4 separate regions of the Mus musculus genome follow, and regions 2, 3 and 4 are each linked to region 1. A link is a loop called in an ENCODE intact Hi-C map of the cell type or tissue named here. Cell type or tissue: left cerebral cortex. All regions are shown on one strand. Each heading gives the region's core, and the rest is flanking DNA. Links, peaks and the distances in the headings are about the cores only. Region 1 holds the start of Rbl1 (RB transcriptional corepressor like 1). Region 2 has its middle 5.1 kb from the start of Blcap. Region 3 overlaps Mroh8 (maestro heat-like repeat family member 8). Region 4 holds the start of Mroh8 (maestro heat-like repeat family member 8).

The links. A loop is a pair of places that touch in the nucleus more often than their neighbours do. Peaks named below come from ENCODE experiments on the same cell type or tissue, not always from the same donor. Only the 100,000 strongest peaks of a DNase experiment are listed, where the experiment ranks them.
Region 2: a loop joins it to region 1, with 8 times the contacts of the local background. A loop is called at or near these places in 3 of 42 quality-filtered maps.
Region 3: a loop joins it to region 1, with 2.3 times the contacts of the local background. A loop is called at or near these places in 21 of 42 quality-filtered maps.
Region 4: a loop joins it to region 1, with 3 times the contacts of the local background. A loop is called at or near these places in 20 of 42 quality-filtered maps.

What each region holds. Positions count from the first base shown.
Region 1 is chr2:157,200,471-157,208,252 of GRCm38, forward strand. It overlaps Rbl1 (RB transcriptional corepressor like 1), which reads right to left and starts at 4,064. Exons shown (of 22, transcript NM_011249.2): 1 at 3,830-4,064. The coding sequence starts at 3,985. It overlaps LOC115489594 (a small nuclear RNA gene), which reads left to right and starts at 7,774; the gene lies at 7,774-7,782. In left cerebral cortex, for the core only: CTCF peaks have their summits at 3,865 and 4,068; DNase peaks (open chromatin) are centred at 1,282, 3,536, 4,094 and 4,300; H3K4me3 peaks cover 1,808 bases; H3K27ac peaks cover 1,604 bases.
Region 2 is chr2:157,567,557-157,575,338 of GRCm38, forward strand. No RefSeq gene overlaps it. Among named protein-coding and RNA genes, the nearest start is that of Blcap, 5.1 kb to the left of the region's middle. In left cerebral cortex, for the core only: a CTCF peak has its summit at 4,170 (motif pointing left); DNase peaks (open chromatin) are centred at 2,672, 4,164 and 5,001.
Region 3 is chr2:157,255,831-157,263,612 of GRCm38, forward strand. It overlaps Mroh8 (maestro heat-like repeat family member 8), which reads right to left. Exons shown (of 25, transcript NM_001039557.4): 5 at 2,198-2,277; 6 at 497-641. Among named protein-coding and RNA genes, the nearest start is that of Rpn2, 19 kb to the right of the region's middle. In left cerebral cortex, for the core only: a CTCF peak has its summit at 4,090 (motif pointing left); a DNase peak (open chromatin) is centred at 4,092.
Region 4 is chr2:157,274,525-157,282,159 of GRCm38, forward strand. It overlaps Mroh8 (maestro heat-like repeat family member 8), which reads right to left and starts at 5,025. Exons shown (of 25, transcript NM_001039557.4): 1 at 4,668-5,025. The coding sequence starts at 4,951. It overlaps Rpn2 (ribophorin II), which reads left to right and starts at 4,574. Exons shown (of 17, transcript NM_019642.4): 1 at 4,574-4,811. The coding sequence starts at 4,799. In left cerebral cortex, for the core only: a CTCF peak has its summit at 4,631; DNase peaks (open chromatin) are centred at 4,491, 4,751 and 5,015; H3K4me3 peaks cover 1,721 bases; H3K27ac peaks cover 907 bases.

The DNA of each region.
Region 1 (7,782 bases), core at 972-5,971:
CAGGCAGATTTCTGAGTTTGAGGCCAGCCTGATCTACAGAGTGAGTTCCAGGATAGCCAGGGCTACACAGAGAAACCCTGTCTCAAAAAAAACAAAAAAAAAAAAAAACAAAAAAAAACAAAAAAAGAATTATAGATGCAGGGGCTGAAGAGATGGCTCAGTGGTTAAGAGTACTGACTGCTCTTCCAGAGGTCCTGAGTTCAATTCCCAGCAATCACATGGTGGCTCACAACCATCTGTAATGGGATTGGATACCCTCTTCTGGTGTGTCTGAAGACAGCTACAGTGTACTTGTATAAATAAAATAAATAAATCTTTAAAAAAAAATTACAGATGCAGACACCAACATGGCCGTCTAATCAAAAGCCTGAACAAGGATGGCATCTGTAGAGGTGCTAATGTGGAAAGGAGAACCAAGATGAAAAACTCCAGGCAACCAGTGATGCTGAGGGAAGGAGAAAGAGCACAAACAACTGTTTCTCCAGCATCAAACGCTCAGCCAGAAAACATAAACATATGCACCAAGCATACGTATTCATATAGTTAGAAACACACACACAGACACACACACACACACACACACACACACACACACACACACACGGAACAACAATAAAGAAAACGGCCATGAATTTGAGAGGGCACAAAAGGGAAGTACATGGGAGGGGTTGGAGGGAGGAAAGGGGCAGGAAGAGTGATTTAATTAGATCATAATCTCAAGGAAAATGAGAATGCTAGAAAGAATTACAGATGCAGGGCTGGAGAGATGGCGCTTGCTGTGGGGTTGAAGCCCTCCCTCACTGTGATCCCTGGGACCCATGCAAACATGGAGGAGAGAACTGACTCCACAGGGGTTGTTCTCTAACCGCCACACACGCACCAACGCATGGGTCCCCATTAGAAATTAAAATTTTAGTTAAAACATTTTTGTGACAAGGTTAGAAATATACCTCAATGGTAGAGTGCTTAAAACAACTAAACAACAAAAATCAAAGACAGTTCTAAACCTCCAGATCTAAAGCTAAGAAAAGAAACAGAAACTGCTTCCTGTAACTGGTAAAAACAAAACATAACAAAAACAGGTTATAAAAACGAAAGAGAAAGTGTGGGAAATACAGTGTAATAGCTGACTTTGACTAGAATTCAGTAAAGACTTCACAAAAGAAGATCTAAAACTACTAAGCAGCAAGCTACCAGAAAGTGTGAGTGAGGAGAGTGGGTGGAAGAAGCTGGTCAGCAGGGCTCCTGTGGGGAGTTAGAGGGGGGTGGAGTCTGTGGCAGGGATTCTTAGTGGGCAGCAGAGGGAGGAAGTTGCCTTTGCTCCAAGTGCCTTTCACCAACAACTAGAAGAAAAAAAGAACAAGAAGAAACAAAATACAGGACAGAATCCTCCAAACTCAATTCATAAAGGAGTGCTTTCTAAAAGCAAACAATTAAGTGTCAATCAGCTCTGCCTAACTATGGATTTAGAATTTAGATCGTCAGCATTCTCTGGAGTCACAGGTGAATAGTCCAGGCAGAGTGACCTGCAAAAAAAGCACACAACCTGGGCTGAGTTTAACTTGCTTAAGAATTTGAAACAAGCAGCTAGTTGCAGTGACTTGGATACACATTGTATTCAACCATGCTTATCTGAGGAGATCAAATAAGACCTGGGGTTTCTGAATGCTTTTCCAGGGAGTCAAAAAACAAAACAAAACAAAACAAAATATATACATATAATATATATGTATTGTATATATTACATGTATATAGTATATATTATATACATATAAAAATATATTTTTTATATTTTTTTCAACTGAGATGTCATTAAAATTTCCTTTGAATAGCATATGTGTGTGCGCATGTATGTTCATGCACTCACCCATTCATGTATGCATGAGTGACGGCCAGAGTTAGATGTTGTGTGACTTCATCTATCATTCTCAGCCTGTTAGGACAGTCTCTAACTGAATCCGGAGCAGGCCAGAGCACTCCTGGGGTTTGCCTGTCTTCACCCTTCCATGTCTCATTACCTGTAACCCCCCTGGGTTACAGCCCACACTGCCACTGCACCTGCCTTGTATGTGGCTGCTGGGGATCCAGGGGCTCGGCAAGCACGTTCTCTGCCAGGCCAGCTCTCCAGCTCTCTCATACTTTCAGATTCTCCCCGTTTTCCGGTTATGAACCTTCTTTTGTAGATCACTATCTTTCATTAAGTCTATTCTGCCTTTTGCTGAAAACATGTGAGTTAGTCTCAGGTACTTTTCTCTCATAGGAGTATAGACACGTGTACAACAGTTGCTCCCTATTTCCTACTCCCTGACCAGCAATTATTTCGCTGGCAGTCTGAGTCAGAGGAATCCTATATGTGAATCCTGCCCATGTGTATAATGAAAGCTTTTGTACATCTCAGTTAGATGCTGAAATAGTCTGTCTCCATACCCCCTGGGGGATGGCTCCTGTACTCCAGAAGATAGCAAAATCCAAGGATGTTTAAGTCCCTGATTTAAAATGGCAATGCATTTGCACATAACCTATGATCATCTCTAGATTACTTGATGTAAATGCTATATAAATAACATTACATTGTTTGTGGAATGACAAGTCTGTTCATGCTCAGGACAAATGTAATTTTCCCCAAAGACTCTTGATCTGCTGAATGCATGGACATGAATTCCACACACATGCCAATACAAGTCTACTTCTACACTAAGCTTATGACCAATCTGGGTTTCTATATTAGAGTGACTCTAATTCTCTAAAAAAAAAAAAAAGGATGTTGAGCTGTAACACCACCAAGAAAACAGGTATAGTAGTCACTGTCCTGCTGTAAAGACAAATTTTATATATGTGTGTGTGTGTGTGTGTGTGTGTGTGTGTGTGTAGTCTCAGGTACTTTTCTCTCATAGGAGTATAGACATGTGTACAACAGTTGCTCCCTATTTCCTACTCCCTGACCAGCAATTATTTCGCTGGCAGTCTGAGTCAGAGGAATCCTATATGTGAATCCTGCCCATGTGTATAATGAAAGCTTTTGTACATCTCAGTTAGATGCTGAAATAGTCTGTCTCGATACCCCCTGGGTATATATATATATATGTATACACACACACACACACACATATATATCATTAACATATGTGTGTGTGTTACTGGGAATACCTAATAATGATAACAAGCACCATTTATTTTATTCAGAGCCAGATACCACATCAATCGTTAGAGCAACGGCCTGGCAGAGAGGAACGTGGGGCTGAGAAGAGCTTTGTGTGTGCTGACTTTGATCTATCTAACTACAGTGCATGGTATAAACGAACTAACTGCTACACTCGATTAGGTGGAAGAATGGAGGAGTTAAAGGGCTCAAACTGCTGTACCAGGTTGCATGGCAAACTGCGTCACCTTGGGCGCTAAATTAACTTCTTACCGACCCCACTTTCTCCCTCTGTGGAATGGGGATCCAGTGGTGTTTCAAACGAGTTGGGGAAGACATAATCAAAGGGCTGAGCAGCGATGAGTAATTCATTTTACCGCGGGATCAGGTCTGATCGATTTAACGGCAGCACCGCGCCGTTTGGGGCACTGGGCGGCGCGCAGAAATCAAGTTTGAAAGTTGGGAGCCTAGGGAACCCCCGCAGAACCGGCGGCTCACTTTCCGATCTTCGGTTTCCCGCCTCAATCCAAATGGGTGGGTTGGCCGAGCTACACCCACCCTTCCCTCCCCGCACTCCTCGGAGACCCTCGTAGGTGGGGAACTCCCACCGCCCGATAGGCTTGGGGCGGGGGCGGGCCGGGGGTGGGGCCTGGCGAGGGTCGGGGCCGCCGCCCACCTGCCGCCGCTCACCTCTAGGCTGTAGTTGCCGCGGATGGCCGTGAAGTCATCCAGGGCTTCGGCCGCGCTTCCCTCGTCCAGGTTCAGTTCCTGGCACAGGGCCTGCAGCGCCTCCCTGGCCGCGGCGACCGCCGCCGCCCCCTCGGCGTGGGGCTCGTCCTCGAACATATCCCCCTCCGGCCCGACGGGCGGCGCGACCGGCTTCGGGGTTTTCTTTTCCCTCCCGGCGAGCTACCCACAACCCCCCGCGACAAAGCGCGCGAAAATCGCCTTCTTGAGCTCGCCTTCCCTTCATCGTCTGCCTCCGCTTTTCTTCTCAAAAAGTCCCTTTCTCCTCTGGAGCCCGCAGCAGCCCGTCTCCCGGAATGGGATAAGAAGATGGACCTCGGACTCTAACGGAGATCTAGCTCGGGCCCTGGGTGGGCAGCTGCGGGGCTCCGGGCCGCGGGGACGGACGTGAGAGAGCGGGGCGGAAGGATCCGAGCCGGTGCTGAGGCTGCCGGGACTGTAGCTCGCGCCCCGCGCTCTCCACCGCGGGTTCCCTGGTGTGGGTGACTTGGGACTGCGAGTCCGTTCACGCTAGTGGGAAGCCTTCTCCATGACACTGTCCTGTGGACCCTAGGTTTGTCAGCTCCCCGGCGCGCCTCCAGCCCGCTCTCACTGAGCTTTGACCCTCGATGGAGGTGGAGGCGGGAGCTGCCGAAAGTGGCTTCTTCACGTAGAAGCGCCACGTCAGAGACTCCCAAATCTCGCCAGAAAGGGATGCAGGGACAAGGGTTTGGGGTGACGGGTCTCAGCCTCACTCCCAGGATTCTGGAAACTGTCCCAGTAAATAGTCGTTTCAGGAATAGAGATGGTCCTCGCGCTTACCTGAAAGGTGTTTTTAAAACCTAAACTAGAACCTGATCGTTTTCACTCAGAATCCTGCACGAGATCATTTTTTGTCTTTAAAATACAGAAAAATAATAGCATTCAGATGCACCAGGTAACTCGTAACCTTGGGAATATCAAGCTAGTTCTCAGTCGCAGGAGGCTTTTCTCCGTGTGTGAAAATGCTATTGTGCATATCTTTGCATACCTTGCTCTTCATCATTTAAGTCTAATTTTAACCTTCTCAGGCCATTACTGAGCAGTACATCTATAAGCTGACACCTAACTTCTATTTCATCGTCTCCATTGTACCTTATCTGAAATTGTCATACTTATTGATCAGCTCTTCCAAGAGAGTTGGATGGTAGGATAGAATCGTTTGCCTTCACTGTATTCCCTGATTTGGATTATTTCTCTTCTACACTAAGGACTTGGGGCAGTGTGTTTGAAAATTACAGAGTAGTCCTTGTTTGGATGAAGGAGTCACTAGAGAAGAAAACAGGGACGTCAAGGCAAGTTATGAAGGAGTTCCTATGCCCCACTAAAGCCTCATGGTATACTCAAAGCAGAGATTTTAACATGTTAATGATGATTAATTTGTTTTGGACAAAATCCACTGCTGCGGGTATGGCCTCGTGGAGACTACCAAGTTTGGAGGTAGTAGAGTGTTGTCTTACATGACGTATCGGAAGGAATCGTTGAATTAAAATACAAAGGTGTACTGCTCAAGGAAGAGTCCTGATATAGGGAGATGGAAAGCTCTCTAAATCCCTAATAGGCAAATGACAACAGACCAAAGAAATAGCTCCAGCCTCATCTAGCTTTAGTGAGACGGTGAATTAGTTTACTGGGGTTACATAGAGGAGTAGCAGGGGTGACTCAAAGGCATTGCATCATCAAAAAGCGCATTCTGTCCGGGGTGACAATTGCAAAAGCTGCATCCTTGGAGCTCCCTGCGTGCACTAGCTGAAAAATCTCCCTACGGAGTTTGGAGGATCTTTTGTAGAAATCTATTTATTTATTTTTTGTCTTTATTTACAGAGCCTACTGTGGTAGAAATCCAAGTGTGTCTGAAGAATCTTTTTCTTACAGCCTTAGCTCAATGATAAGCCAGACCTGCTCACTCATGAAACAGAATGGAGAGGCCTGGAAGGTGAAGAGAAAGCAGACAGGACCAAATGTACTAGGTATTTCTGAGCGACTGAGTTAGGAGTGGTGAGAGGTTCCAGTGACATTGGAAATGATGGGAGCTGAAGAGATGGCTTAGCAGATAATAAACAAGCGCTTGCTGCTCTTCAAGGTGATGTGGGTTCAGTTCCCACCACTGACAGGGCAGCTGGCAGCCATTCATAACATCAGTTCCAGAAGATCAGATACCTTCTTCAAGTCTCAGCAGTTACCAGCCACAAACATAGAGTACACACATACATGCTGCAAAACACTGATATACATAAGCTAAAATACATAACCAGATAAGCTTTTAAAAACAAAAACATGTGAATGGGAAATAAGGTTGGGTTTCCCCATTCTGTTCTTCTAAACATAATACTGGAATAGTCTACTGTACATTATCTCAAGATTATCCCATCATTACTTTTTCTGTAAGAAAATTTAATATTAAAACATTCCTAACATCTGAGGTAGTTCAGTAAATGGCAGTCCTCTGTCTCTAAGCGTGTATGTACTTCATTCTATGAATTTTAACCAACAAATATAAATAAACTAGGCATTGTTGTGCTTGATACCATCTATTGGTGGAATTACTCAAAAAAATAAAATTTTACCTTAAGGGAAGGGGATTCCACACGAAATATGAAAAAAAAAATGGTCATTCCGCTTTTTCTGGTCACTTGTAATATAAACTATATCCCCAGGTTAGCCTCTCTAATCAATCCCCTTACATTTTTGGATTTCAAAAAGAGACTTCATTTCTGTTTCTGTGAGAATCTTGCTGTATACCAGTGCCTTACATAGCGTTTGCTAAACAGGTCAGGGTGATCTTGCACTAGTGACAGTTCTCGACGTCACAACTGCTGGAATATAGGCATAAGACACCAAGCCTGGCTTGTTTTCTCACATTTTAAGTACGGAAATTTAAAGATGAATATCTTTCCCTATAGGTTTGTTTCTACCCTGAGAATGGAACAATTCATGAAATCAAATCAAGGACTGAAAAAAAGGTTCACAAATAAATACCAGTTTTTATATAACTTCATTATCTTTACAGTATAGGAGGGACCAAAAATGTACAGTATACTAACTTTGGGAATGAAGTGGCCAGTCTATGAATTTGATAAAATAGTAGAGGCTCAGTAGTACTAAAAGCATATATGGTTGCATGAATGCCAAGTCCTGCATGGCCTTAGAAGGGAGGGTATGACATGGTTTCCCACATCTGGAGCAGAACCAGTAGGACCTGGGCCTCCATGAGTATTGACAGTTATGGGGCATGAGGCTTATTTGTATAATGTATATATTTTGCTTCATGGTCTCCTTCAGGAAATATTCTTTCTGCTAATATTAATGCCTCCATGATAATTAGAAACAGGAGTTTTGAGGCAAAAATAGTAAATGCTGTGACCTTTAGGACAGCCCTTAAGGCTGTGGGAAAGAATTCTGAAAACATGAGTTCAAAAGTATATAATTTCTCAACTATGCAAAATATAAGGATGCAATATGAATTGTATGAGGGGCTTGACAGACCTAAAAGAACAAAGGCAGTGGCACTAATGAGCCAGCTTGTCAGGAAGATACAAAGCAGGCAGATTCCTGAGTTTAACATCAGCTTGGGACAAGCGAATATAGGTCTAGGCATGGTAGGTATGGTAATCTCAGGCCAGGTTCCCACCTAGCTAGCTTATTGTCGGTGCTTACAAAGGCAAGCAGATATCTGAATTCATTTGCAATGTTTCAAAAAAAAAAAAAAAGAAATGAAGTTGTTGTCTAGGAATCAAGGGAATAAGGTCATAGTTTGTTGATTTGTAGAATAATCAAGTAGGAATCTGGAGTAAATGACTAAATTGATATGTAAATAAAAGACTGGGTTTTGGTTTGAAATACTGCTTGGAGAGCAAACAGTACTTTTAGACTTTTTA
Region 2 (7,782 bases), core at 1,868-6,867, 370 kb after region 1:
GAAGACAGGCTGCTAGGGGACAATCAGAAGTGGGACAGAGAACTCAGTAGCGGAAATGCCTGGGCACACCGTGGATGGAGAGAGTGGACCTGTATAAGGGCTGGTGGGCCTCCCTCAGCACACGGGTCTTGGTAGTGTCTAGAAGCCAAGGGGATCCAAGGCAGGAAGGAAGGAGGCCAATGGTGATCTAGGGAGGAGCTGGGAAAGGAACTGCAGAAGCGGGGTGCAGCAGACTCTCTTGTCCCTACTGCCACAGGCTGGTCCATGAAGCAGGGGTTCCGTGGAGTGGAGCTGGCTGGTGCTGACTCACGTGGGAGACTTTGGACACCTTGGATTCGGGAATGAGATGGCTCTGTAGCCTGTTCTTCATGTTGCCTCTCTCTCTCTTTCTTTCTTTCTTTCTTTCTTTCTTTCTTTCTTTCTTTCTTTCTTTCTTTCTTAACAGTAAATTACTGCCTTAAAAAGGAGGGGCTGGCGAGATGGCTCAGTGGTTAAAAGCACCGACTGCTCTTCCGAAGGTTCTGAGTTCAAATCCCAGCAACCACATGGTGGCTCACAACCATCTGTAATGAGATCTGATGCCCTCTTCTGGTGCATCTGAAGACAGCTACAGTGTACTTAGATATAATAATAAAAAATAAATCTTAAAAAAAAAAAAAAAAAGGAAATGAGTGGCCGGGCGTGGTGGTGCACACCTTTAATCTCAGCACTCAGGAGGCAGAGGCAGGCAGATTTCTGAGTTTGAGGCCAGCCTAGTCTACAAAGTGTGTTCCAGAACAGCCAGAGCTACACAGAGAAACCCTGTCTCAAAAAACAACAACAAACAACAACAAAAAACAAAAACAAAAAAAAAAAAAAAAAGGAAATGAGTGGCGGATACATGGAATGGCTTGGTGTCTCAGAGGACCTGGGTTTCTTCCAACACTCTGTTATCCTTCAGTTCATGGGCACAAGATGATCCCAGTTCCAGGTGTCACACCTGAGCGGGGATGGGTTGAGACCACAGCGGGTTGGGCTGTGACCCTCATGTTTAATTGCTTATGAGTCCTTTACCTGTACCTGGTTTTCTGTCATCTAACAACAGAAGAAAACAGAGGGCCAGGGAGCTCTTGTTAAATGAATAGCGGTCTGAGCACTGAATGGGGGCAACTCAAATTACTGCCTGAAAACAGAAGAGCTGTTATCGCACTTACAGGATTTTGATAGGTTATTTCTCTGCCGCCAGTGAAATGAGCCAATTCAAGCCAGATTAGAATATTTTGAAGGCAGGTTTATTGGGAAGCTGCTCTCTGGTGAATTCACTGGCCCTAAGGAACGAGGCCGGAAAAGTCCCCATGGGGAGTGGGAGACAGAAGGGAAGGAGAAAGGGACGGAGGGAAAGAGAGAGCTCGAGGGAGCAAAATGTCTGGATTTCTATAGGGAGGAGCCACTGAGGGAAGAGCAGCCCAGCCCCTGGGCTGGAAAGTTCAGGGTTGGGGGCCAGGAGGGGACTGAGGGATGCTGGGAGAACCTGGAGGCCAGGTCTGTTTTGATATGTAAATTATGTACCCTGGTCCTGGGGTGGTCCCAAACCAGTTTTAGCTCAGTTTTCTAGAGCTGGAGTGTAGAGGAGGTGTGTGGGGAGCCTGTGGATGCTGCACCATAGTATGAGGGACTTGAGCAGCATCCTCATATTTGGGCCTTAGAACCAATCCCCTCTGACACACATATTTTATGCATAAATGTAACAAACCACTAAAGCACTACAGATTAATCTGACATATACAGGATGCGGGTTAGAAAGAGCTGGACCCACACCAGTGCAAAAAGCAGGATCCCATTGTCTAGCTCAAGAGTTGATGATACTGAACAGAGGTGATAGCAATCAAATTAGTGGGTTCAGGGGGTCTGGAGGGGAAGGGACCAAGCAAAGACTTGGCTCAGGTCTCAAGGGAAACATTCGATGGTCCTATAAAAAATTAAAAAAAAAAAAAAAAAAAAAGGAAAAGCATATTTTAAAAGACCCTGCTGGGGAATGTTTTCGGTCATTGTGTATTCAGACACTGATTTCTGAATCCAGAGATCTGGTTGCAATCTGGACTTTGGTGTTGTCATTATTATGAAATAGGAATTGAGACTCAGTATGTTGTAAAACATTGTATCCCAGAATCTTCTGATTGTTTAAAATAAAGGGCTGAGCAGCTTACAGCTGGGCAGGAAAGGAAAAGGTGGTACCTCTGTGCTCAGAGAGAGGGAGCCAGTCTCAGGTGGGGAACCAGGGAGTGGCCGTCACTGGGAAGCCGAAGAAGAAGGAGGTGTTGTCAAGGCAAGGGCAGGTATCAGGCCATGTGGCTGGAAAGCAGTCTGAGAAGTAGTCTAAGGCCAGCTTTGTCGGGTTGGAATAGCTCAGAACCTGCCCGGCTATAGTGTCTGAAGCTTATTAGTAAATATAAGGTATACATGTCAGTATTCAAAACAAGGGTGGGTATAGAAAAGCTCTGTACTTATACAGATCCCAAAACAAGGGTCAGAAAGTGTTCCTAGTACTTCTGTGGCGGTGTGGGCATTGCCAAAGCCCCAGTGGCCAACTTTCTTATGGGAACTGCAGAGCTGGAGGCAGGCATGGCTTCTCACCTCCGCTTGGTTTCTCTGGTTGCTTCCACCCTCAGGCTTGCTCCATTTGGATCCTGGGATTTGGAATGACCCAGAAACCCTTTCTGCCCTAAAATTGGGCTAAGCCAACCTTGACTTCCTGCCAAGGCCTCCGAAATTCTCCCCGTCCACCTGGCAGCCAACCAGGACACCTGCTTTCCTCAACTCGGCACCCCCTCTGAAACTAGTCTTTTCCTTGGGGATCCCTGTCTCCTTTAGACCTTTTTGTCTTCACTGCCAAAGTTTGGTCCTGATCACCACCCACCCTCCCTCCCTCCCTCCCTCCCTCCCTCCCTCCCTCCCTCCCTCCCTCCCTCAGGCCTGTACTGGCCTCTCTGTTTTGACTCCTGTGAAACCCCAAACAGTCCTTGTGATGGCTAGTTTTGCCAACGTAGCCAAGAATCACCTGGAAAAAGTCTCAGTGAGGGACTTACTTAAAGCAGGTTGGCCCATAGGCATGTCTGTGGAAGATGCTCTTGATTGCTTTAATTAATATGGGAAGACCTGGTCTGGAAGTTGGTGGCACCATTCCCTGGCTTTGGAACCTGGACTGTATAGGCAGAGAAAGGTCAGTGAGCACCCAAGCCTGTATGCATTCATTTCTCCCTGCCTATGACTGTGGACTTGGTGTGGCCAGCTGCTTCCAGCTCCTGGCACCTTGACCTTCTCTCCCACCCCATCCCCAGTTATGACACTCTGTAACCTGGCTCTCTCTAAGCTGCTCTCTGTCAGGTTTTTGTTACTGTTTGTTTGTTTGTTTTTTTTTTTTTTTTAATCACAGCAACAGAGATCACAGGTGTCCTTCATACTGCAGCCAGAAGACCCTGTTACTCTCCTCTGGAGGTGGTGTCCCCTCCTCTGTAGTGACCTGTCAAAGTCCTCCCCATCAGCCTTCAGTTGCTGTGAAGGGACACTGTGACTATAGCAACTGTTACAAAGGAAAACATTTAACTGGGGGTGACTTACAGTTTCAGAAGTTTAGTCCATTATTGTCATGGCAGGAAGCATGGTGGTGTGCAGGCAGACAAAGGTGCTGGAGAAGGGGCTGAAAGTTCTTCATCCTGATCCACAGGCAGCAGGAGAGACAGTGAGCCACTGAACCTTGGCTTGAGCTTCAGAGACCTCAAAGCCCACTCGTTGCCTAGTGACATACTTCCTAAAGCCACACCTCCTCCAGTAAGGTCACTCCCCCTAATAGTGCCATTCCCTATGAACCTATAGGGGTTATTATTCAAGTCACCAGAGTCAGCAAGTGCTGACCCGTTGGTCTCCTACAAGTAGCACTTTAAGCACCAATCAAAGTGCAGTGGGGGTGGGGTGTGGGACTCCCCCAAAGCCTGGCCCCATGAATTTACCAGATAACTTTTGAGTGTGCAGATTAGGTCTTGTCCTCAAGTGACCTTTAGAGACATATATTCAAATGGAGTAGCCCTTCCCAGGGCTGCCCTCTGCTTTAGGACTCAGTTTTTAGGACTCTCTCACTTGGGAAAGCAAGAAGGAAGTATTTTAGCCAAGTCTGTGGTGACACCTAGCGGTATGGTGCAGAACTGCCGGATTTTTTAAAACCTCAAATGCCAAAGTTAACTTTCAGTGCGATTTTGTAACATGTAGACTTATTTGTATGTATTTTACACAAGATGAAACGGTGGAGAGCATTGGCTGAGGATGCCTAGACACAGGTGGTGGCTAGATTTTAATCTAGGCCATATGGATCTGAAGCCTAAATCCTAGACTTTAGTTCCTCTATACCAGACCCTTCTGAGGACGTGAAAATTCATACCCCTGGCCTCACGCAGAACACAAATATATAATCTTTGAAAGGAGCCGGGAGATGGAGGAGCAATGAGCTCAGGACTGAGGATCAGTTGTGGAGTGTGGGTTGGCAAAGATTGTGTTGAGGGGGCTGGCAATGAGTCCTGTTGGGATCCTGGACTGTGTAGGAAAAGGAGCTTGTACTACCCACTCTGCATCCTGATGGTGAGTGTGCCCTGACCTGATACTTCAAGTTACTGTTGCCTTGACTTCCCTGTGTCCATCTGTGAGCAAATACAAACCCTTTCTCCTTCTCTTGTTTTTTTGTCAGAGTATTTAAAAAAAAAATTCTTCTCTCATACATTGTATCCCATCCACAGCACCCCCCCCCTCCAAGCATCTCCGAACAACTTCCCATTTTCACCAGATCCACTCTTCCTCCATCTCCTTTCAGAAAACATCAGGCCTCCAAGAGATATGAACCAAACAAGACCTAACAAGTTACAATTAAGATGAAACACATACTCTCGTATTGAGAGTGGAAGAGGCAACCTAGCAGGAGGAAAATGACTCCAAGAATAGGCAAATGAATCAGAGACACCCCCAGTCTGACTGTTAGGAATCCCACAAGAACACCAAGCTACACAGCCACAACACATATGCAGAGAACTGAGCTCCGATTCATACAGGCTCCACGAGTGTCACTTCAGCCTTTGTGAGCCCCCATAAACCTTGCTTGGTTGATTCAGTGGGCCATGTTCTTGTGGTGTCCTTGGCCCCTCTGGTACCTACAGTTCTTCCTCCCACTCTTCTATGGGGTTTCCTGAGCTCTGCCTAATGTTTGGCTGTGGGTCTCTGCATCTGTTCCCATCAGTTGCTGGGTGAAGCCTCCCTCTCTAATGATAGTTGGCCAGGCACTAATTTATGAGTATAGCAGAGTATCATTACTAATCATCTCATTGACTCCCCCTCCCCCCCCCTTGTGTTTGGGTCTATCCTAAGTCTCTGGGTGTTCAGCCTTTGGCTTCTGGCCATCCGGGCTCTCTTGCTGGACCACTGCCTGGAGTGTTACAGCTCTTAGAAAAGAAGCAATGAAGTAGCTGAGGTCCTGTGTCTCTTGTCAGCTACTGTGACAGTGACAGAGATGGTGTGAGCCTGCCCAGCCAGGCAGGTCCAAGATCCAGCCACCGGTGAGTGCTTTGGGAGAGAGAACTCTTCCCCAAGAGTTCAGTAAAGACAGCCACTCTCAGATGATCCTCGGTGAAATAACGTGTGTGCTTTATTTCATGTGGATAGGGGCTATATAAACCCTGAGTGGGGTGGGATTTAGGGGGTAGGTGGTTCCTATTGGCTGAGTTTGAGGTGTTAGTGATGCTTTATTTGCATGGGGAAGGACACCAGGTCTTATATTACTTGACTGACTGCACATGATCATCTTAGCGGGGTGCCTTTGTTATCTGTTCCAGAGTAGGTGCAGAATCATGGAGAAAGCCGTTCAACTCTTGATCTCAAATCTGTGACATTCTTGGCTTCTGAGCTCACTCAGCCTTACCAGTTCTTCTGTCTGGTCTGGTGGCACGCCCCACATCTCCTATAAGTACAAACCATATTTGTCTTTTTGAGTCTGGGTTACTACACTCAGAATGATTTTTTTTTTCTCTAGTTTTATCCATTTACGTTCATGTCAGTCTGCGACTGCCCCACCAATGGGCATGATCTCTTGGGGAGGTGGAATGAGGGGAGTTTGACTGTGCTTATCACATCCATTGTGAGTGCCAGGCTGTTCATAAGCACTGATACACTGCTCTAGGGGTGGGAAAGCGCAGTCTGAGATGTGGGAAGAGCAGAAGCTGGTTCAGGGGTCTCCATACCTGCGACAAGGCTGGGGCCATGGGATTCTCAGACTCTTGGACATTCAGATATTGCTGGGTGTCATAGAAGAACAGAGAATGGAGTCAGGGAGCTGAGAGCTGGTGCTGGGGCAGCGTCTAGCCCAGGACCAGGGGAAAGGGGAGCACCAGATTGTCCCATGGGGATGATTGTCTTAGCTTGTTGGAGGCAGGCTTTGTGGCGGCTATGGCTAGGATGCAGAGAGGCCTTCTACGGAGAATCGAGTTGTTGCAACTCTGTGGTCCAATGCCTTTTCCCTGTCTCCCCGTGGGGATCTTGATGAAAGAGAGTCCATGGTTCTAAACAGTTCATTGGTTGCTATGGGTGGAAAATGGGTAATGTACCATACTCACTTCTCCAGGTAGGCCTGAGATGAAACATCTTTTGTAGGTAGGGAGGAATGTCTGGGAAGGGAAGCTTATTGGCTAAGCCCTCTAGGCTTCTAGGTACCTCATTAGCATGGAGAACTCTGTTTTGGGCCTACGTGACCATAGGACATGTTGCTTTATTTGAAGAGTGTTCCAGGCCAGGAATCTAGCAGGGAGCTGGGAGTAACCTAAGCCTCAGGTGTGTGCCCACCGAGTCTCCGGGTCTTGACCGCTCTACCTTACCAAACTTCCTGGCATGGCTTTACCATCCCACACTTGCAAATCTCATGATGTCAGTTTTTTAACAGCTGAGCAATACTTCATTGTGCAAATGTATCAAATTTTCTTTAGCCATTCTTTGGTTGAGGGTTATCTAGGTTGTTTCTAGTTTCTGGTGTTATGAATAAGGCTGCTATGAATATAGTTGATCAAGTGGCCTTGTGGCAGGGTGAAATGTCCTTTAGGTATATGCCCAAGAGTATAGTGTATAAGGATAGCGCTGTGTCTTGAGATAGATCTAGTCCCAATTTTCTGAGGAACCATCATATTGATTTCCAAAGTGGCTATACAAGTTTGCATTCCCACCAGCCATGGAGGAGTATTAGGGTCTGTGAATTGATGAAGAATGATATCCCAGATTCAAATAGTATGCAAAAGCAAGGAACATTTATCCTGCAGAAATCCAGCATGCAGAGGTCTAAGATTTGTCAAAATGGTGACCCAGAGGTGAGCTTGAAGGCTCAATTTAAAGCTGATTAGGGGAATTCCAGGGAGGGAGGGGTAAGCGACCTTTATCTTGATTGGTGGGCTCTATCCCTAGGGGTGCTGGTGTCTCTGGGATTGGCTAGGCACTGGAGTCTTTCTTGAACCATCACTGGGGGTCCTGAAAACTGTTGCTGACTCATTCTGTTTTTGCCCCAGGCCAGATGGTGACACAGTTCCTGATTGGTTGCCCATGGGCTATGGTTTTCCCAGGAACTAACTTGCCCAGTTCTGGGAAACAGGAACTTAGGCCTAGTCTCCTGAACTGCCAGTATGGAGCCTGTCATGGAGTCAGCCTGCCTCAGTCCTCTCATTTCCCCCTTGAGTAATGGGCTATCTTGAATCCTTGAAATGTTTCCATAGGTTGGTACTGTTGTTG
Region 3 (7,782 bases), core at 1,543-6,542, 56 kb after region 1:
AGAGAGCTGAAGGGCGGCCGGGTGTGGTGGCACACACCTTTGATCCCAGCACAGAAAAAAGAAAAAAGAAAAAAAGAAAAAAAGAAAAAAAGAAATGAAGGGCGATGAGGGTCTGCAGAGCACATGCGTGGCCAACATAAAGATTTTATTATTTTCTGTTACTGTTTTGTTTGAGACAGGGCCTCACCATGCTGTCTGGCTCCCCCAGAACTTGCTGTATAGAGGCCAGCCTTGAACTCAGAAATCTGTCTGTATCTTTCTCCCAAGAGTCACCATGCCCAGCTCCCAGGTTATTTTAAATCCAAAGTGAAGACGGGAGGAAAGAAGGACGAGTGAAGGAACACACACAGAGACGAATGAGACAGGAGAGAAAGCTGACGTTTGCTTTTCTTCACCAGACTTGACATTGCTGGGGTTTGATTGGTTTCCAACCAGCCAAAGGTGAAGAAGCGCTGACCCGGGGAAAGGAGGGCAGATAAGGCACAAGGCGAGTTACCTCTTGCTCGATGGCCTGGTTGGACACTATCTTCAGCAGCTGGATAGGGGTGCTTGTGGCGGGCAGAGAGATTATACTTTTGGTGATAAGCCCAAGCAAGTCCTCTCGGTCTTCAGAGCCAAACAACAGGTACACATTTTGGAAACTGGGGAAAGACCATTTGGGAAGAATGTGATGTTAGGTTGATACCTCGGCTCGTAATGAAAACAGGAAGGGCACACTGGCTGATGTAGCACTCATGAAATAGATGCCTAGAGGAGCTGCGCCTCAGGGAAACTCACAAAAGGCTAGAGGAAGAGTGTCCACCCCACCCTCACCCCGAGCCTTCCAGCCTCCTCTCCAGCTCAGCCCTGCAAGCCTGCAGCACTCTTACTGCAGAGGAACACACTTCCAAGAGAGAAAAACCTCAGACGTCCCCTGTAAGCTCTTCAGACTTTACAGTGCTTTATCTTGATGCAGGTATGACGGTCACTGTCCACTGAATATACTTTGGGTAGGACTGAACTCCAAAGAGATTCTGTCAAGGTCTTGATTGGATGGTAGCATTCACGATGCTCTAGTCTGCTTTCCATCGCTCTGATAAAACACTGACCAATAGCAAGTTGGGGAAGAAAGGGTTTATTTCATCTTCCTCAGGGGAAGCCAGGACAGGAACCTGGAGTCAAGAGCTGAGACAGACATGGGGAGGAGCACTGTATACTGGCTTCCACCCTGCCTCACAGTTGGCAATTTTTCTCACTGGCCGAGCGATGGCACTTCTTACAGTGGACTGGGCCCTCCTGCATCAATTATTAAGAAAAGGCTTCATATTGATGCTCGCAGCCAACCATTGAACTGAGCCTGGGGTCCCCAATGGGGTCACCAATGGAGAAGTTAGAGAAAGGACTGAAGGACTAGGGGTTTGCAACCCCATAGGAAGAACAACAATATTAACCAACCAGACCCCCCAGAGCTCACAGGGACTAAACCACCAACCAAAAGTACACATGGCTCCAGCTGCATATGTAGCAGAGGATGGCCTTATCAGGCATCAAGGGGAGGAGAGGACCTTGGTCCTGTGAATGCTCAATGCCCCAGTGTAGGGGAATTCGAGGGCAGGGAGGCAAGAATGGGTGGGTGTGGGAACACCCTTATAGAAGCAGTGGAAAGGGGGAATGGGAAAGGGGATAACATTTGAAATGTGAATAAAGAAAATATCCATTAAAAAATTAAAAACAAACAAACAAACAAAAAACAAAGCAAAGGCCTCAGAGGCAGGGAGGGAGGGCCCTAGGCCAATCTGATGGAGGCAACTCCTTAGCTGAGGCTCCTTCTTCCCACTTGTCTCAAGCTGACAACCAAGACTAGGTATCATGCACGATATTAAAGTTCTCACAAAAGGATGCCACCCCCCACATAGTTTTCAAAAGTTAATATGTAGGGGATTTTAAGATTTGCACTTATTCATTTAGTGTTGGAGAAGTCAGTGACAGTGTTGGAGCAGACTTGTCACAGTGCATGTGTGAAGGGCAGAGGTAACTTGTGGGAGCTGACTCTCTCCTTCTTCTATGTGGGTCCCAAGCATCAGACTCAGGTCACCATCTTTAGTAGCATGTGCCCTTACACACCGAGCCTTCTTCTCAGCCATTTTAATCAGCTCTAGCAGTCTATGACCTTGAATGGGAAACCAGGGTGCGTGTGGGAGGTGCTTGGGGGTGTCACCTGAGGTCAGTGATGGTGACAAAGATCTCCTGGCGCACCATGCTGGTTAGAGAGTGCAGAGGCTCCTCCTGTACCAACACCTGCAGCGAGAGGAAAAGAAGTTCAGCTATCTGAAAATGTTCCAGCTCACAGGGGCAGTCATAGGAAATGTGAATGGCCTATAGAAGTAACCAGGAGACTGGCCAGGAGCCCTACTCTCAGCTCCATAGAATGACAGAACTGTGTGCCAAGCTGTCCCTTGTCCTCTTACTAGCTGTTTGTGCTGGCTCAACCTAGTGAGTCTCCCTGTGTGTCTTAGTCAAGGTTTCTATTCCTGCACAAACATCATGACCAAGAAGCAAGTTGGGAAGGAAAGGGTTTATTCAGCTTATACCTCCAAACTGCTGTTCACCATTAAAGGAAGTCAGGACTGGAACTCAAGTAGGTCAGGAAGCAGGAGCTGATGCAGAGGTCACGAAGGGATGGTACTTACTGGCCTGCTTCTGCCTGATTGCTCAGCCTGCTCTCTTATAGAACCCAAGACTACCAGACCAGGAATGGCACCACCCACAATGGGCCCTTCCCACCTTGATCACTAATTGAGAAAATGCTGGATCTCATGGAGACATTTCCTCAACTGAAGCTCCTTTCTCTGTGATAACAGCCTGTGTCAAGTTGACACACAAAACCAGCCAGTACACTGTGCCTCTGTTTTTTCCCCTGTAAAATGGTACAAGAGTACTAATTGGTTGTTGCATTAAGTGAGCTAATTTATAACTCCTGGTAGCCCTTAATAATTGTGTCAGCTGTTCATTATCAGGGCTTATTTCCAGTTTAGGTATTCTGGCTCTTCTCTCTACTGAAGCAGTGTCTCCAGGGTCATGACTGTGATGGTCTACCTGTCAACTTGACATTGAAGTGGAAACTTAAGGGTTCTTTGGAAAGTCAGTTGAGTTGGATGGTGTTTTGCTGGGGCAAACACGGAAAGGTGTGTTTTCCTGAAGCGGACACAGGTAAAAGGCTACATTCACGAAGGAACATTTTGCTAAAGCAGACACCGGTGAAAGGTTGTTTTGCTAAAGCAAGCATGTGAAAGGACATGTGACAAAGGATTCTTCACTAGCGACACGCATGTATTGGTCTCACATCGCGTGGTTGAGTTGTATATGTTGGGAATCCATAGAAAGAAAGGCACCAAAAAACTTCTGGTGCTGTGTTGCGGCTTCTTGCTGCTTCCTTGGACTCAGGCCAATTGGCAAAATGATGTCAGCTGAGAAAGAGTCATGTGTAGCTTTGCTGATGAGCACTGGGTCTAGATTGGTTCTGGATCATGCTCATGTGAGTGACTGTCAATGTGGTGAAACCTCATTGGTTATCCACCATTTCCTAGGAACTGCCCTGGCCCATAGAAACGAACACTTCACAGTCACATCTCTGCTGTATCACTGTGTCCCACTGGTCAACTATTCAGGAGAGACACCCAGGCCAACTAATTCCCTCAGAAATTTAGAATTGGGACCTCTTCGACATTCTTTCTGGATGGTCACCAACTTAGGCATTTTGTTGCAGGACCCCATGAAATCCAGGCTGGTCTCAAACTCACTATGTGGTCAAGGCTAACCTTCAACTCATGGTCTTCCCGCTTCTACCTGGGCATTACTAGCATGAATGGTCATGGCCATCTCTAGCTGATCTTCAGGGAGAATTTAGCATTTAGGAGCACTGGTCCTGAGGACAAAATAAAAGAGAGGCAATTTGGGGAAGGGGGGAGATGGGGAAGAATGGACATGTATTCAAAGCAGCACAGCTACATGGAGAGAAAGCCCTCTTGGTGCATATGGCTGCCACAGCCTCTGCTCTCCCTTGGTGGGGAGAACCTCTCTCCTTTTCCTGGTGCAGCGGCCTCTAGTGGAGTTCTCTCGCAGTGGCCTCGTGAAACTCATAGGCAGAATGTGCTTGGAAGATAAAGCCCACATCTCTGAGCTTTCCTCATCTGATGCAAACTCGAATCTGATTGGTGACTTGCTGTGCCTCCTGTTTTCTAAAGGAACTCTATCTTCATGGCTTTACAGCCTGCAGGGGCACAGCGTTAAGGCAGTGTCTTCAGTCTTGACAGCTCTCCAGGGCTGTATGTACCTTATCTAGATAGCTTAGGGGGTCACAACTAAATCCACAGGTGCAACCTAGCATTATCCCCTTCCAAAGAACTTCCTGGCCTTCAATCAGTCTTTCCCAGGCTCAGGAAAAGATGACCGAGGACTTTCCCACTTGTGTTCACTCCCCACTCTCATCAACTCAGCAGCCTTGATGGTTGAGCTTTCTGTAGCCACACAGCTCACACGCAGATGAATGCAGCCCCTTTTACTGAACCCTCAGGTCTAATGTCTTCTGATTGCAGCCTCTTTGGACCCTTTCTGTCAGAATGATCCTTTCCCTTTTTAAGAAACTTTATTATCATTTCGTTTGTGTGTGTCGACACATGTTGTGTGTGCAGGTTAGACAAAAGCATCGGCTCCCCCAGAGTTAGTGCTAGGTGAATTCTAAGCCACGGATGTGAGTGCTGGGAACTGAACTCTGTCCTCTGGAAGACAGGAAGTGCTCTTAACTGCTGAGCCATCTTTTCAGTTCCAAGAACGATCTTTCCCTTGCTCCTACCTTCCTGCTCCAGTTCTCTCTCTCCCCATTCCCTCCCCCCAACAAACACTTCTCATGGCCTGCCTCTATCCTCCCGACCCAATGCCTCAGCATGAGCCTACCAAGGTACCCCCTTCCCCCTCACCTCACCACACACCTCCACCAGAACATACCCCCCCTTTATCTTTTTATAAACACATCAGTGTATATGTATAACACACACACACACACAGTGCCAGAAGAGGTCAGAAGAGACCATCAGATCCCCTGAGACTGGAGTTACAATGGTTGGGAGCTGCTTGATGTGGGTGCAGGGATCTGAACCCTGGTCCTTTGGAAGGACAGCCAGTGCTCTTAACCACCGAGCCACCGCTCCAGACCCTCAGCTCTGTTTTTGTTGTTGTTTTTACACTTCAGTGAGCCAGAGTTAATTTTGTTGCTCACCTCCAGAAAGAATCTTAAACAATCTTAATAAAAACGAGAGGCCTGGGGAGAAGGGATGACAAAAATACACTATACAAAGTTCTCAAAAAAACTTTTTTTTTTTTGGTTTTTCGAGACAGGGTTTCTCTGTGTAGCCCTGGCTGTCCTGGAACTCACTTTGTAGATCAGGCTGGCCTCAAACTCAGAAATCCGCCTGCCTCTGCCTCCCAAGAAAAAAACTATTTTTAAAATAAGGGAGGTTCTACATGATGGGATCACAGGCATGTGGAGCTGTAGTGAAAACCAACTATGTAAAGACCCCTTCAGGCACAGGGAAGTACCATGAAGGAAACAGGAAGATAGTCTCTCTGAGGAAAGGAAATTTGAAGGAAGGGTGAGAAATGGATCTGCTGTGAGAAAGGGAGGAGCAGATGTGAATAAAGAAGTAACTGGGATAAACGGTTACCTTGAACTTGCCAGGTGTGGTGGGGGGCAGAAGAATCAGGATTTCTCTGAGTTCCAGGCCAGCCTGGTCTACACAGTGAGAGAAAAACCAACCAACTAACCAACCAACCCAATCCAACCAATCAACCAACTAGCTAAACAAACAAACAAACAAACAAACAACAAAACTAGTTATCTTAATTTGGGTCCTCATGAATAGATTCCCAGTCTATCATGGAAATATTTCTCCCCCACCCCAAACTGAAACAGAAGAAAGATTTTTAAAAATGATTTTTAAAAATGAGTTTGTCTCAAGGGTCTCCATGAAATCCCGGCAGGCAGTAGGGCATCTGGGGTTTAGAGAGACTAAATGATTTGACGACTGGGCAGGTTGTGAAGGATCCGGATGCAAAAGATGCAGTCCCACGCTGTCAGAGGAGAATGGAGAAGCACCGAGGACCAGCCAGGACCCACTCACCACAGGCCTTTTTATTTATTTGTGTGTGTATACAAGAGTCGGCCAAGTATGTAACAAAAAGTCATTCCTTCATGTTCATGTTCCTGAGTAGTCAGTTTATTTAGACAAGTTTTTATTTATCCACATCCATCTGGGTTGTTTCCAGTGTCCTGTTCTCCCATACAGAGTGGCCATAACATTTGTGTTTATGTCTTCATAGAATTTCTGGGTTATTTTAAGACAATACCCAACTGGGCCCCAAGCTGGCTCGCCACCTTACCTTCCCAGCGGCAGTGTAGTAAAACTTTACTCTGTCCCCTCATCAGCATCTGGTACTGCCTTTTTTTTTTTTTTTTTAATTCTGGCCAGTTTCCTGGTATTTAACTGAATTTTACTGTGTTTTAAACTTATTTTTCTCTAATCACAGCGATGAAACACCTTTCCATGAGCTTTAACAGAGGCTTTCTTTGGAGGTATGCAGGGATCTGTTTGCCTTCCTCCTTGCACATTTTGTTTCATTTTTATTGGCTTTTTGTTTAATGCACGAGCCGAGCTGTGCATTACAGGGGTCAAGAGAGGGAAACTGACGCCTCCAAGGGCTGTGTTTGGCACTTATACCGGCTAATTTTATGTCAACTTGAGACAAGCTAGTTATTTTGAAAGAGAAACCTCAGCTGAGAACCCCTCCCCCCCAATAGATCGGCCCATGGGCTAGTCTCTGGGGTATTCCCTTGGGTGATGGCTGATGAGAGAGGCCCGACGCCATGTGAGTGGTGCTACTCCTGGGCTGGTGGTCCTATCAAAGCAAGCCGAGCAAACTCGAGGAACAAGCCATAGGCAACACCCCTCCTTGACTTTCCTCAGATCTGGAGGGGTAAGTGAAACAAACCCTTTCTTCTCCAAGTTGCTTTTGGTTATAGTGTTTTATTACAGCAATAGAAACTGTACTATACAGCCATTCATTAAGGTGGGCCAAGGAAGGTGAACTAATGCCTTTAAATTCTTTCTCTGAAACAACTCCAACCTTTTCCTCCTCATGAGCTGCCCCAGAACTGCTTCCTCTGCTGTGCACCTGTCCTCTTGGTGTTGGAAGAATGCTTTGTCAACCTTGTTCATATGGCTGTAATGACAGAGTAGATTCAACTATCCATGCAATTTTTTTCATGGATATAACTACTCTTGAGTGTTGTAGACAGAACCTCTTCTCAGCACATATTTTGATAGATACCAGAAACAGCATGTTACTACTGGCTAGGTCCACTGGCAGAGAAACAATGGGCTTGTGCCATCTGAGATTTGCATTAGTGGGGTTTCCAGGTTGGCTGGTTGAACTGCATGGCAATCTATTGCTGTCAATCCTGGCACAAACACAACTTGGAAAGTAATTCATGTTGTCTTGGTCCTGTGACTGTCCGCAGCCAACTAGAAAGCTGAAATAATCTGTAAATCTGCATTCTTTCAACCTGTTCTTCTTGACAAATTATTTGGAATAGTTCTTAACCTACTTGCTTTTCAAATCTATGTAATTTCTAGGTAACTGAAAACTGGTAGAGGAAAAGGATTAAAATTATTGAAGGATCCTGTAACTGTGTCTCCTAGCAAAGCTGTTAGCTAGTTAGCCATAAGAGTGTCTCCTGGCAACGCTGTT
Region 4 (7,635 bases), core at 2,636-7,635, 76 kb after region 1:
CAGGTTGGCCTCTAACTCAGAAATCTGCCTGCTTCTGCCGAGTGCTGGGATTAAAAGCGTGTGCCACCACCGCCCGGTTCCTGTGTTTATTTCTGATTCCTTCATTTTCTTCCTTCCTTTCTTTCTTTCTTTCTTTCTTTCTTTCTTTCTTTCTTTCTCTCTCTCTCTCTCTCTCTCTCTCTCTCTCTCTCTCTCTCCCTCCCTTCCTTCCTTCCTTCCTTCCTTCCTTCCTTCCTTCCTTCCTTTCTTTCTTTCTTCCTTCTTCCTTTCTCTCTCTCTCCCTCCCTTTCTTTCTTTCTTTCTTTCTTTCTTTCTTTCTTTCTTTCTTTCTTTCTTTCTTTCCTTCTTTCTCTCTTTTTTAACCTTTTTTATTTTATGTATGTGAGTAGACTGTCACTCTCTTCACACACACACCAGAAGAGGGCATCAGCTCCCATTACAGATGGTTGTGAGCCACCACGTGGTTGCTGGGATTCGAACTCAAGACCTCTGGAAGAACAGTCACTGCTCTTAACCCCTGAGCAATCCAGCAGAAGCAAGCCAGTAAGTACCATCCCTTCATGACCTCTGCATCAGCTCCTGCTTCCTGACCTGCTTGAGTTCCAGTCCTGACTTCCTTTAATGGTGAACAGCAGTTTGGAGGTATAAGCTTAATAAACCCTTTCCTCCCCAACTTGCTTCTTGGTCATGATGTTTGTGCAGGAATAGAAACCCTGAGCCATCTCTCCACCCCCCACCCACCCACCCCCCCATCCCCTGATTCCTACATTTTCTTTGACAGGGTGTCTTTTAAATTTTTCTTGCCCATTTTTTTTTTAACTAGTCTCTTTGTAGTTGATTGGTGGCATATGATTTTTGTTATTGTTGTTTTCTGAGACAGAGTCTCACTATGTATCTGTGGCTGTGCTGGAATTTACCATGTAGACCAGGCTGCCCTCAAAATCACAGCTATCTGCCTCCCAGGCGCTGGAACTAAAGGCATCAACCACCATACCTAGATGTTTATATGTTTCAGCAACAGATTCTCCAAATGTAGCTTGATTTTGTGTGCGAGTGCTCGCGTGTGTGTTCATACATGTGAACATGTATCTTGTTGCAGGATATTTGATCACACACTGTGATTCCTGAGATTCTGTTATTTACTGGAAAAACCTTTTTTTCAGTTGTGGTGTGGCTCAGGCTTAGCATACATCTTTAATCCAGGATCTTTCTGCTTGAATATTATAAAGATGATTAAATAAGTTTGAGAAGCGGAACAAGCAACCAGTTGACAGGAAGTAGACATAGGATTATTAAGAAAAAAACCATACAGCTGGAGAGATGGCTCAGCAGTTAAGAGCACCGACTGCTCTTCCAGAGGTCCTGAGTTCAATTCCCAGCAACCACATGATGGCTCACAACCATCTGTAGTGGGGATCCAATGCCCTCTTCTGGTGTGTCTGAAGACAGCTACAGTGTACTCACATACATGAAATAAATAAATAAATAAATCTTCAAAAACAAACAAAACAGTTTGTTTCCTTTTTCTTCAATGCTAGAGATCTAAGCCAGGGTCTGAGGCACATGAGGCAAGTGCTCTACCACTGAGCCCAGCTCACGTGTAATTCTTAAGTGAAAGCTGATGGCTCTTTTCATTTACACCAGTAGGAAAGACACAACTGCAACAATGAAGCCATGGTCAAACTACTCACAGTGCAAACCCTGCAGACGTAGCACTTTGTTTATGGCAGCCATGGTTGGTAGCAAATCCATGCTATGGCTGAGGGTAACTCTGAATATCATGTCCGCCTGCCAGGTTTCCTAAGTGCTGGGTATCACAGGCTGAACCATCAAACCAGCTGGGACACATTGTAAAAGTTAACTTCTATTCACCTTTTTTCCTTCATTAGGTTTCGATAATAATGAAACAATAAACCAAGCTTGCTTTGCCATATATGCCAATTTTATAGTGTAAATATTCCAAAATCATGGCCAGAAATCAAGCTACAAATGTTACCTTTGGAAACAAACTGTGTAGTGGTAGATATTCTATTTTATCGCGGTAGAGGGAATCTTGTGTACTGTGTGGAAGCATCAATAAAAAGCTGATGGCCTATTCAAAAAAGACAGGAAATCAGAAGTGGGAGTTCTGGTTGAGAGCTAGGTTCTCTGGGAGTTAGTCAGACATAGGAAGTTAGACATCCAGACTCTAAGGAGACAGACTATGAAAGTGAGGAGAGGTAGAATAGAATAGAATAAATGGGTTATATAAGTTATGAGCTAGTCAGGAAACAAGCCCACGCTTATGGCCTAGACATATTCATAAATAATTAAGTCTCGGAGTTATTATCTGGCAACAAGGGCAAGGGGAGAAAAGACTGTGGTTACATATCACTTTCCAGCAGTGAGGTATAGCGGTGGATTTTGGCTATGTGGCTTTGGCTCCCTGCAGATTACACCAGTGCACCTGCTATCTTTGCTATCTTTGGATTCACAAATGAGACACACACACACACACACACACACACACACACACACACACACACATTAGCTTCTTTTTAAAATGCCTTGGCTACCTCAAAGGTTGGGCACTCCTAAACCTTCCTCTGCTACCCAAGGCCCAATCGGGAAACTGGCCAGCGGCTACCCACCCAAATTCTCACATGGCCAGTCGGCCCTCTCTTCTGAAGCTCTCCTCTTCCGTCTCCCACCACATCCTGGCAATCTTCTGTGCCCCTGTGTCCTAGCCATAGCAACTCTAAGGGTCCCACCCGACTCCTGTTCCCCAGCCATTGGCTGCTGGCATCTTTATTGATGGATCAAAAACCAACTGTGGACAAGGACCTTTAGCGTTTGGACAGGCAGACTGAATCAAAGCATTAGAACCAATCTCCAACAATGAGGTATTACATACATATAGGCAATGACAAGACAAATGCTGCGACAATGCTAACATGTCGTGAGATCAGGAAATGAAGACTTTAATTTCCAGCACATTTTCTTTCACTTTATGACTATATAATTTAATGTCCTAAATAGCTATTTGCAAAAATTCCAAAAAACTTAACAGCTGGCTCCCTCTCTAGCACACCACTGGCTTGTCTTATTACTGAACTGGTAGAGTTCTTTAAATATATCCTAGTTCAGCACTACCCAATATAACTTTCTGGGATAATGAAAATATCTGTCCTGTAATTTCAAATTACTCAGTGCAAGATCCACCAGCTACCCTGAGCACAGCATTGGCTGATCAGAAGCATAGTATAGCTGAGGAGCTGAAGCTTAAATTTTACTTAATTGGACTAAGTTCAAAGAGAAATTACTGCAGAGAGCTAGTGACTGCTGTATGGAGGAGTGGTCCGACTCCCCGCTACATATCTGGAGTGATACTGAAGAGAAGCAGCATTGCTGTATTGCAAAATTCTACATGTTCACAATAGTTAATTAGCACACATCTAGGCTGTCATCAGAACGCAAGGGCTGAAATATTTCCTTCCTTTTAAAGTATTAAAAGTAACATTTCACAGAATAATAATAAAGAGTAAATAAGATAACATATGTAGGGTGCTCAGTACTCTTTCTGCCTATATTGTGAGCTCGGTAATCAGAGCTACACATTAGTTCTGGCTTCCATTTTTGAGTCTGTTAAATTTGCAGACCAGCGCATCCCTCAACCCTTCCTGGAGTAGACAGCAATTAACACGGAGACCCAAAACTGGTCAACACACAGAGAATAAGAGATCTTGGGACACTCAGCCCTAAATGGGATGTCTACAGCATCCCCTTTACCTCAGGGCTCATGGGCGTGGGTCTATGTGGAAGAGGAGAAGGATTGTTTAAGAGCCAGGGGTGATAAACGGCTTCCAATAAGCAGTTTTTCAGGGATTGTGTCAGTATGCACAAGACCCACAAAAGCTCAAGCCATACAAAACACAGAGAAGGGGGAGTGGGCACAAAAGACCCAACTGTAGCCAAAACTATTCATAACTGATAGCTGCTGGGAGAGGGAAAATCAGTTTTCTTCAGTGGAGTGACTGGGTATATCAACCACTCTCCAGGGCAGGACTCCATGCTTAGTTTGTTTTTTACTTTAGAAAGAGGAAAAATAGAGCATGAGTTGGGTGTGTAGGGAGTTGGGGGAGGATATGGAAGGTGTTGGGGGAAGGAAATGAATATGATCAAAATATATTGTATGAAATTTTCAAAAAAAAAAAATCAAACATTTTAAAACGCTCCTCTCCGTTACCTGTATAGCTCACAGGTTTGAAAACTGGATAAACCCTCACTCACCAGCCAATTATTAATAATCTAAGTAATGCATTAACCATAATTTCCCAAAGTGGATAAAATCAAATGTTACGATAACGCTCCCCTCCCAACCGGACCCTTTTAAAATTGGCCGGGCTGCGGGAGAGAACCGTGAGTGACAGCGCGTCCGGCCAGTCACTGTCACTGGCCAATCAGAGGTGGCCCCGTCTTAGGCCCGCCCCAAGGCCCGGCCCAATCGGGTCCCGGTGGCGGCGTGAGCAGGGCGGTTGAGAGGCGGTCGGTTCCAAGTGGGTCCCGGCGCGGGGGAGAGGACGGCTTGGCAAGCAGGACCCGTGAGTGAGGTTCGCACGCCGCGACTCAACTGCCCCACACTGCGGCTGCCGGGCACGGCCCTGCCAAGCGGGACCGCCGCGACTGACCTTTGCCGGGAGCCCATTCTGGCAAGTGGCGTGTGCCGCGGGTCCCTGGCGTCCCCTCCGGCGCGCTCTTGGAGCCACTTCCCGGAGCGGAAGTCTGCCTGCTCGGGCTCCGGTGGGACCTGCTCGGAGGAATGGCGCCGCCGGGTGAGGCGTTGCGCATGGCTCAATAGTGGGGCCCCGCGGCCGACACGCTTTGGGGAGCGGGGCGTCGCCCGCGGGAGGCTAGTGCGGACCACACGGGCGCCGGCTAGGCGCGGTTCCCCTCCCCTACGGGGCAGGGGCATGGGCACGGGCGCTTTCGGGGTCGAGCGTGTGGCGGAGGCTGCGAGCTGGTGAAGTGCTGGGGACCCGAAGGGTTGGTGGCGGGGCGTGCGACGTGGGACTACGGGTCCCCGCAAGGCCGAGCGCGAGCCCGGGCAGCGCGGAGCCCGAGCCTGGCCTCCTCCATTCATTCGAGTAGTACCAGCGGCCTACGCCTGTCACAGAGAGCCACCCCTGGCATCATGAAAGCTTTTGAGCATGTCACTAGACTTTCTTCGACTTCTAGGTTCCTTTTCCCTGACAGGGACAGGAGACTCACAGGTCTGTCTGGGAGCTGAAAGCCTAGGGTATGAAGTGATATTACGGGTGCAGACTTGTAACCGGCCACGTATTGATTGTGAGAACAGAAGCCAGGGACTCAACAGCTTAGTTTCTCATCTGGTATCTGCTTCGCAAGAGTTGTGTTAAATGATATTTCTGTGCTTGCTTTTAACAGTGCCGGGCAAAACTCAATGCTTGGTAGATTCTGAGTGGATAGGTGGGAATCTTAGTGTATTCAAGTCACTATTTTATTTGTTGGTAAAGTGGCTAAAGTCAGAACTTGCATTGAAACTTAAGTTTGAGTTTCAGTTATTTGTCTCAGGGCAAGGGAGTGGGCACCTACTTAAGAACCTTTTTTCTTTTCTTTACTTAGATAGGGTCTAGGGAGCTGGGAGTTGGTTCAGTGCAACTTGTGGATCTGAGTTCAAATCTTAGCACTGGGTATGGCTGGCTGCATTGTGCACGTAACCCCAGCATTGGAGGGCAGAGACCAGCAGATCCCAAGAGGTAACCATCTAGTCTAGCAAAAATGGTTCTAGATCAGTGAAAAGGCCCTGCCTCAAGGCAAGAAGGCATAGAACATCAGAGGAAGTCATCCTGTGTTTACTCTGGCCTCTGCATGCCTGTGCACTGGCATACACTTATGTGCATGTACCACAATACACACAGAATAGGTAGGGTCTTACTATGAAGCTGGGGCTCCAGCTCAGACTCACCATCTTGCCTCTGTTTCCCTAGTCCTGGAGTGACAGGTATGAAATAGTTTACAAACCATTTCTTGGTTTGTAAAATGCAGAAAATACCCACCTCACTTGGATATTAGAAGGCTTAAAGACTGGTGCAGTGCATACAAAGAACTCAGTATAATTTGGGCCTACCCATTCAATTGAGTGTTCAAGTACGAGCCAGAAAAGTTGCTACTGTGCTTAAGTGTAGAAAGATTCAGCTTCTGGCACAGAGGCTATAAGGGGATTCACAGTTTAGCTGGAGGAGCGGTGATCATAGTCCTTCACTACATCAAATCCCTGATTGCCCATTGGTCATTGGGAATTTTGCCAAATGCCTCGATGTCTCTTTCTCTACATCTTCTTAGCCATTGGCAATTCTGATAGGTTTTAACTTCAAATTGTGGCAAGACTGACTATTTCCTTAGCACCTCCACCTCTGTTCCCTTATTGGCTCTCATTCTTTCTGTATTTGGAGCATGGCAGTATCCTCCTACATAGCTCCTCCCCCTCCTCCTGTCTTCACCCCTGCTTAGGCGGGTGTAACGGGTATAACCCAGTATTGTCTTCAGCAAAGCAATCCTGTTAAATTGCTTGTCAGATCGCTTCCCTACTCAGAGCTGTGCTGTGGTCCCTTCTTTCAGTTGCCTTCTTTCAGTTGCCTACAGGTCCTTTGGATTGGCTTCTGCTACCTGTTAACATATGAGCTCCAATCCTGTCTTTGTATCTAGTTTTCTTGTTACAGTTTCTCATTTGGGCCTTGAGAGATCACTGCATACAGAACACATTCCTCCCAAGATACCAAGACACCTGTTCTGTGCTTTATTTTCTCTCCAGTGCCTCTCTGCTTTCCAATGGGATAAATCATGGTTCTTAACTTTTTTTTCCCACTAGAATGTAATCTGTTTGAGAATGGCGGTTCCGAGCTGTATGTTTATTTTTAACACTAAACTAGTGCTTGGGGTTCAGTTCCCAGCATGGAGGGAAAAGCACTGGAGCATGCAGTATATTGATGGGTACCACACGTTGTAGCGCTCTTGGCTTCCTTAGTGTAGGGTTAGGGGCTTAGAGGTTCTGTGCACCAAACCCAGGGAACGAATTCTCCGCTAAGCCATCACCTCTGCCTTTAGTGTTCTGAAGAGTTTCACATTTAGGTTGACAGACACACAAAAGACTTAAATGAAACTACTGTCTATAGAGGAGTGATTCTGAGTTATGCACTTCAGCATTCTCCAAAAAAGGAAGAAGAAAGAAAGAAAGAAAGAAAGAAAGAAAGGAAGGAAGGAAGAATCTTGTCGCTGAGCCTGGCTGATAAGATGATCCAAATCCAATCTTCAGGACCTACATGTTTTCTAGCTAACACTAAGTGCAAGTGTTCCTCTGACCTCCATATGTATATACTCCTCACACCAATTTAATTTCATTCTTTTTTTTTTTTTTTAAAGATTTATTTATTTACTTATTATATGTAAGTACACTGTAGCTGTCTTCAGATACTCCAGAAGAGGGCATCAGATTTCATTACGGATGGTTGTGAGCCACCATGTGGTTGCTGGGATTTGAACTCGGGACCTTCGGAAGAGCAGTCGGCGCTCTTAACCACTGAGCCATCTCGCCAGCCCTAATTTCATTCTTTTAAGTGGAGTGTGAAGATTGGCCAT